Linked DNA regions of Homo sapiens: region 1 is linked to region 2. The links are chromatin contacts, found by Hi-C or POLR2A ChIA-PET in ENCODE. All regions are on one chromosome and are shown on one strand. Each heading gives the region's core, a stretch centred on a gene start or an enhancer-like site at or near the end of the contact. The rest is flanking DNA. Distances are from core to core; before and after follow the strand shown.

Evidence for each region. A loop is a pair of places that touch in the nucleus more often than their neighbours do. ChIA-PET counts read pairs that join two places held with the same protein, here RNA polymerase II (POLR2A). Pooled maps may share reads with other maps.
Region 1: a pooled map shows a loop between it and region 2 (4-fold over the local background). The contact joins two enhancer-like sites. A Hi-C loop is called at or near these places in 1 of 168 maps with a recorded cell type or tissue (posterior vena cava) and 1 of 50 pooled maps. POLR2A ChIA-PET finds 5 or more read pairs at or near these places in 3 of 52 experiments (B cell, activated T-cell and naive thymus-derived CD4-positive, alpha-beta T cell).

What each region holds. Positions count from the first base shown.
Region 1 is chr18:35,172,735-35,175,850 of GRCh38, reverse strand. No RefSeq gene overlaps it. Among named protein-coding and RNA genes, the nearest start is that of ZNF397, 67 kb to the left of the region's middle. Within about 2 kb of position 1,515, at least 2 of the 41 ENCODE cell types and tissues checked have a DNase peak (open chromatin) inside an H3K27ac peak, as active enhancers do; they include B cell, where a contact is called at or near this core.
Region 2 is chr18:35,121,292-35,124,392 of GRCh38, reverse strand. All of the region lies in intron 4 of MAPRE2 (microtubule associated protein RP/EB family member 2), which reads right to left. Among named protein-coding and RNA genes, the nearest start is that of MAPRE2, 81 kb to the right of the region's middle. Within about 2 kb of position 1,357, at least 6 of the 41 ENCODE cell types and tissues checked have a DNase peak (open chromatin) inside an H3K27ac peak, as active enhancers do; they include B cell, where a contact is called at or near this core.

The DNA of each region.
Region 1 (3,116 bases), core at 266-2,765, 51 kb before region 2:
TATATAGTCTGGTTTTTAAAAATTTTTATTCCTTCAGGTAGGAGGGGACAATCGGGTCCCTGTGACTCCATCATAGTTCTTCTGTAGCTTTACATAATGTTCTTATGTATTTTTTAAACAAATACATTTATTTTTAGGCATTGTTTTGATTGCTTTGAGTTTATTATTTAGTATATTTGTGCTGAAATTTCTCTTTTACCCTTCAGACACCAGACCTGGTATTCCATTCAGTGTGAGACCGTTTTTTTTTTTTTTTTTGAGACAGGGTCTCACTTTGTTGCCCAGGCTGGAGTGCAGTGGTGCAATTCTGGCTCGCTGCAACTTCTGCCTCCCAGGTTCAAGCAATTCTCCTGCCTCAGCCTCCTGAGTACCTGGGATTACAAATACCCACCACTACGCCCAGCTAATTTTTGTATTTTTAGTAAAGACGGGGTTTCACCATGTTGGCCAGGCTGGTCTGGAACTCCTAACCTCAAGTGATCCACTGGCCTTGGCCTCCCAAAGTGCTGGGATTACAAGTGTGAGCCACTGTGCCCAGCTAGCCACAGTGCCCGGTCTAGTTGTTAAACGCTTAGATAATTCCTCTCCATTGGAGTTATAACCTTTTACTTTACTATATAATTTGCTTATTTATTTTATTTATTTGCCTTCTGCCCTACCTTTCCCTATAAGCACTATGAGGAAAAGGATTTTTTCCTGTTTGGTTTCTGCTGAGATTCAGATGCTTGCTCTGCCAGTTTTACTAGCGAGACAATATATGTAACCTCTCTGTGCCTCAAGTTCATCATTTGTAAAGTGGATATAATAGTGTCTATCTCAAGGGGTTGTTGTGAAGGCTGAACATGTTAATATACATGAAACACTTAGAACAGTGCCTGGCACATAGTAAATCATTGCTGTTTGCTGAATTTTTCTCATGAAAGACTGGATAGGGTGACAACAGATGATAAATGCAATCCCAGCTCTCTCAGATCAGCCATGAGCCAGTGGCCTTTAAAATAGTTTGAAGGGCGTATACATTGAAGTGGTCCACTTAACTACAACTATTAGCTTATATGAAGACATAATAGCTACCCTTTTCCCAATTAAAAAAATAAATAAATTTTGTATTAGTTTGCTTGAGCGGCCATAAAAAAAAAAAAAAAAAAACTGCCACAGACTGAGTGGTTTAAACAATAGACATTTATTTTCTCACAGTTCTGGAAGCTAGGAGACCAGGACCAAGGTCCCAAAATCAGGATTGGTTTCTGGTGAAGCCTCTCTTTCTGGTTTGTAGATGGCTGCCTTCTTGCTGTGTCCTCACACAACCTTTCCTCTGTGTTTGTGCAGGAAGACAGTGGGGATGGGGGTGGAGTGGGTGGGGGAGGGATTGGCGGGAAACGGAGAGAGGGAGGGAAGGAGGAAGGGAGGGGGAGGGGGATAAAGAGGGAGGGAGAGAGAGAGAGTGCTACGGTTTCACTTCCTCTTCTTATAAGGACACCTGCCCTATCGGATTAAGCCCCAACTCTTATGACCTCATTTAACTTTAATTACCTCTTCAAAGGCCCCATATCTAAATACAGTCATGCTGGGGATTAGGGTCTCAACATATGACTTTTGGGAGGACACAATTCAGCCTGTAACAAGTATTGACTATTACATTAGTAAAAGGGCTCTGATGACTTAGAGGAGATGTGTACTAAAAATGTATTCTTTCTGAATCTCAGTTTATTTATCTGAGAAGTGGGGATCTTTGAAATTCTTGTGGCCAGATGTATTTTGGTATTCAGATAATTTTGATTTTAGAAAGAAAAAAAGTGTATATACTCCAAAGAACATAAGATGTGACATGACAGGAGGGCCTAGGACAGCACTCCCTCATTCAAACATGTGACCTGTGTGGCAGCAAAATGTATGAATGTTCACTCTAAGTGGATAAATGAAGATTATTTTTTAAAAATTCATGTTGGTTCAGGTCAAGTTTTACCACAAGAAGAGTTTGCCATATACTTAGGGAAAAATACTTGGGTTTTCAGAGCTTTTTGTATTTCAGAATTGTGGATAAGGATTGTGGACCTTCTATCATAAAGTTTTGGAGAGGATTAAATATGTAAAGTACCTGACATATAATCAGAACTTAATAAATTATTATCATTATTATTAACATCAGCACTGTTTTTAGTATAATGTTGCAATAGTAGTTATTATGAGGCTGTAAAAGCGAAAGTCCTGTTAGAAATGTGTCTCAGTTTCCCCAATCAGTCTGGCCTGAACTATGCATTCTGATTTAGTGAGGGTTTAGACAGAACTAAGAGGACTGGTAACCCCATGCTCAGTGAGCGGTGGGGTGAAGAGGCTGGTGGATGTAGTGGTGGAGGACAGAGACCTAGGTAACATTAGTTCCCAAAGTAATCATGATTATAGATACTTCACAGGTAATTTAAAGTGTGATGCTGGCCAGGTGTTGTGGCTTATGCTTGTAATCCCAGCACTTTGGGAGGCTAAGGTGGGAGGATCACTTGAGGCCAGGAGTTTGAGACCACCCTGGGCAACAACATAGTGAGACCCCATCTCTACCAAAAATAAAAATAAAAATAATTAACCAGGCATGGTAGTGTGCATCTGTAGTCCCAGCTACTCAGTAGGCTGAGGCAGGAGGACTGCTTGAGCCCAGGAGCTCAAGGCTGCAATGAGTGGTGATTGCACCACTGTAGTCCCACCTGGGCGGCAGAATGAGACCCTGCCTCAAAACAAAACAAAACAAAACCTAGTGACATTATGGGATGGGAAGGACCTGAGATTTAGTAACAGAATATCTGGGTCCCAGTCTGGGTTTTACTGGCAGTATGATCTTGAAGAAGTCACTTAATCGGATTTCAGTTTTATTCTCAGTAAAATGAGGATTATGATATAGCCTTTGTCTGCCTCCTAAGGCTAAAGTGAGAGGATGTATCCAGTGAGAGAATGTATGTGGAAGTATTTTGTAACACTGCAATATGTAACAGAAAGACTAGTATTGTCTTGTAAACTTATCCTTTCTTTGCCTTTTTGGCAAAGGGACTTCAGATTCTCACCCAAGGGAGAAGAGTTTATCATAGAGCAATAGTCTGAATTCAAAAGGAACCTTCTCCTCATTT
Region 2 (3,101 bases), core at 108-2,607:
TAATCCCCACATGTTGTGGGAGGGACCCCGTGGCAGGTAATTGAAGCATGGGGGGCGGTTACCTCCATGTTGTTCTTGTGATATTGAGTGAGTTCTCATGAGATCTGACGGTTTTTTAAGGGGCTTTTTCCCTCTTTGCTTGGCACTTCCTCCTTCCTGCTGCCGTGTGAAGAGGGACATGTTTGCTTCCCCTTCAGCCATAATTTTAAGTTTTCTGAGGCCTCCCTAGCCCTGAGAAACTGTGAGTCAATTAAACCTCTTTTCTTTATAAATTATCCTGTCTTGGGCAGTTCTTTATGGCACTGTAAGAACTAATACACCATGCAAGTCAGGCTGTATTCTCTCTGCCTCCTTCCTGTCCCCTACCTCCTCTGAGCAAGTAGGTCTACCACCCTGCCAGTCTCAGCTCAGATGTCACTTTGTCTGGGAGGCCACAGTGCCCTGAACACTTTCCACTGTTGTGGTACAGCTATTTCTTTAATGTCTACTTCTCCCATGAACATAAACCCTAGGACATAGGTGTTTCATCTGTTTTAGTCACCTTATGCTCTCACCACCAATCACAGTGCCTAACCCAGAGAAATTCAATAATAGTTTTTATAATTCATTATATAAGACCTAGCAGAGGCATCTCTCCAGGGTAAGGACACCAGGGGAAGCTTGAGGAGCTGATGCCAATGTCAAAGTCACAGACACAAAGAACCAGCAAGACAAGAAGGAAACCAAATAAAAACCATCAGCCTCCCAGAAAGAGAGCTCCTCCTTGGTTTCCTCTTAAGATTACCTTCTGTAAATTACTTAGGCTCCTTACCTACACAATTAGGAGAGGTGGAGTAAACTCAGTCAGTATATGCTTAACTCTGAGTGGTCTATGCTGGGCTGTCCAAGCCTGTGCCATGCTCACTGGCCCCTCCTGAGGGACACAGCCTTGCAGAGGGGGCTTCCCTAGATAGCATGTGACGACCCACCCACCCTGGCAGTCTTTCATAGGCAGGTCAGCAACAAAAAAGTCGTTGCAATAACTGAGCTAGGATCATCAGACACACTCATGTTCTGGTATCTGGCCTTATCCAGTCTGATGTCAATTTAAAAAGAAAAAATCATGGAAGAAACAGAAGCTGATTGCTTACAATAAAGGGCTACCACTAATTATATTCTCAGGGTATTATCAAACAGAGCTTGAAAAAAAAACTGAAATGTTTGATAAGATGTAGAAGGGGTCATGGCAAGCCAAACCCCTGGGCAAAGCCACGTTATCGGGGAAGAGCAACTATGAAGAAGCAGAGGACACTGGCCAGGAGAGCAGTGAGACACGCAGGGAGAATCCCCGGCCGCTGGAGGCGCTCAGCATGGCTCACGGCAGGGAGGGAGGGCACAGCTGCTGCAGTTACTGATGCTCTCCCCCTTCTAGCCACACACAGCCACTTGGGGAAACAGGTTTTGTTTTGTTTTCTTCCCCTGAGGAAATATCCCTTTCTGTTAACAGAGCCCAACTTCAACCTGCCTGTGTGGCTTGGACTCACCAAGCTGTGGTTCAGCAGAGTCTCGGCCCTAAAATGGCATCTGTGCTCACGAATCAGGCAAAGGTCAGGTGGTGGCCTAGGGCCCCAGGGCTTTCCCACTGGCACACACACGTGCACCTCCTGGATCCCTTTGAGATGAGAGAGGTGCAGGCGATGAAAATCAGGCTCGGCAACCTCTGCTGCTCCACCACCTACACACATGTGGGATGGAAGCACCGCTTCTGCCCCACCGTTAAGCCTCACTAACGGGGACACAGTGCAGGCTGAGTGAAGGAAGAAATGGAAAAAAAATTCTAAACATTTAATAATCAATCACTTAGGTAACTAGTATTTGATATTTAAAATGAGAGGGATCTTGAAATTCTATTGTTCGGAGAAAAACTGATAACAGGAAAATAAATGATGCATGAGGATATGTGAGATCAGGCCTACTTAACTACATTTTTACCTTCAAATGAATAAATGTGAAGAAATTAAAGAACAGGAAAGGCATGGGAAAGATCTTAGTATCTTCCGAGGTTTGGGTAAAACAACAACTACAACAAAAAAACCCCATAATTAACAGTTAAACTAAAAGCTTGTTTTCAAATAAATGTAAAGTGGGCTCATTAAATCATCCCAAGCTGCAATTTGAAACGGAAGTAATTTACCCCTCACAGCTGTCACATGATTAAGAAATACTAAATGTATAAAAATAAAAATGAAACCTTTTGTCCTCATTATATTCAATGATTTCATGTTTTCTTTTTCAGAATAAATAAAAGACAATATCCTAACATACAGCATAACTCTTTAGAGTTAAGAACTTGTTTTTGTTTATTTGCTTTCTAGGTCTCGCTGCCTTCTAACAACCACACTCTAAAATTTCTGGGGCTGCCAGATACTCTTTCCCCCTTACCTGGGCACTAGAACAAGAATGTTCTCACAAAACTGCACAGTTATCAATGTCATAAACTTAACATTGATAGAATACTTTTATGTGAGCTACCATCTGTATTCCAATCTCGTAAACTGCTCCAAACATGTCTCTGACAGCATCCAATCCTGGTTTTAGATACTGAAGTCCTCAATAGCTATCTTCTTGCTTCCCAGAATGCCCCACTCCATCAGTGATTTGACTTCTGTACCTTTACCAGGCCTCTTGGCTCAATGATGCTTATGTGGAAAACATTTACATAACAGCTTTTACAGAGAGTGCACCTACTTTGGCTGTAATACAGATATAGATTTTTTTTTCTTGCAGCTGATTCAAACATTTCAAATTTTTTTTCAAGCTGCATTTGAGGATGTCCTGAGAACATAATTAGTAGTGGCCCTGTTTACAAGTAACCATTTTGCCCTCAAGCTTTTCTACCTCCCTAATTTTACCTTTCAAAATAAAAAGGAATCTCAGAAGCAGAGGAAAAAAGCATAAATTCTGTCTAAGTCCCTGTAATTCTCTGAATTTGCTCACTGGACATGATTTACAATGCTAGTCTTTGAGCAGTTGTGTCTTAATTAATGCCTTTAGGATTTGGGGGTATAAATATGATTCTGACATTTTAACCATAGTTGTAAAAAAATTCGGAGTGGTCAGAT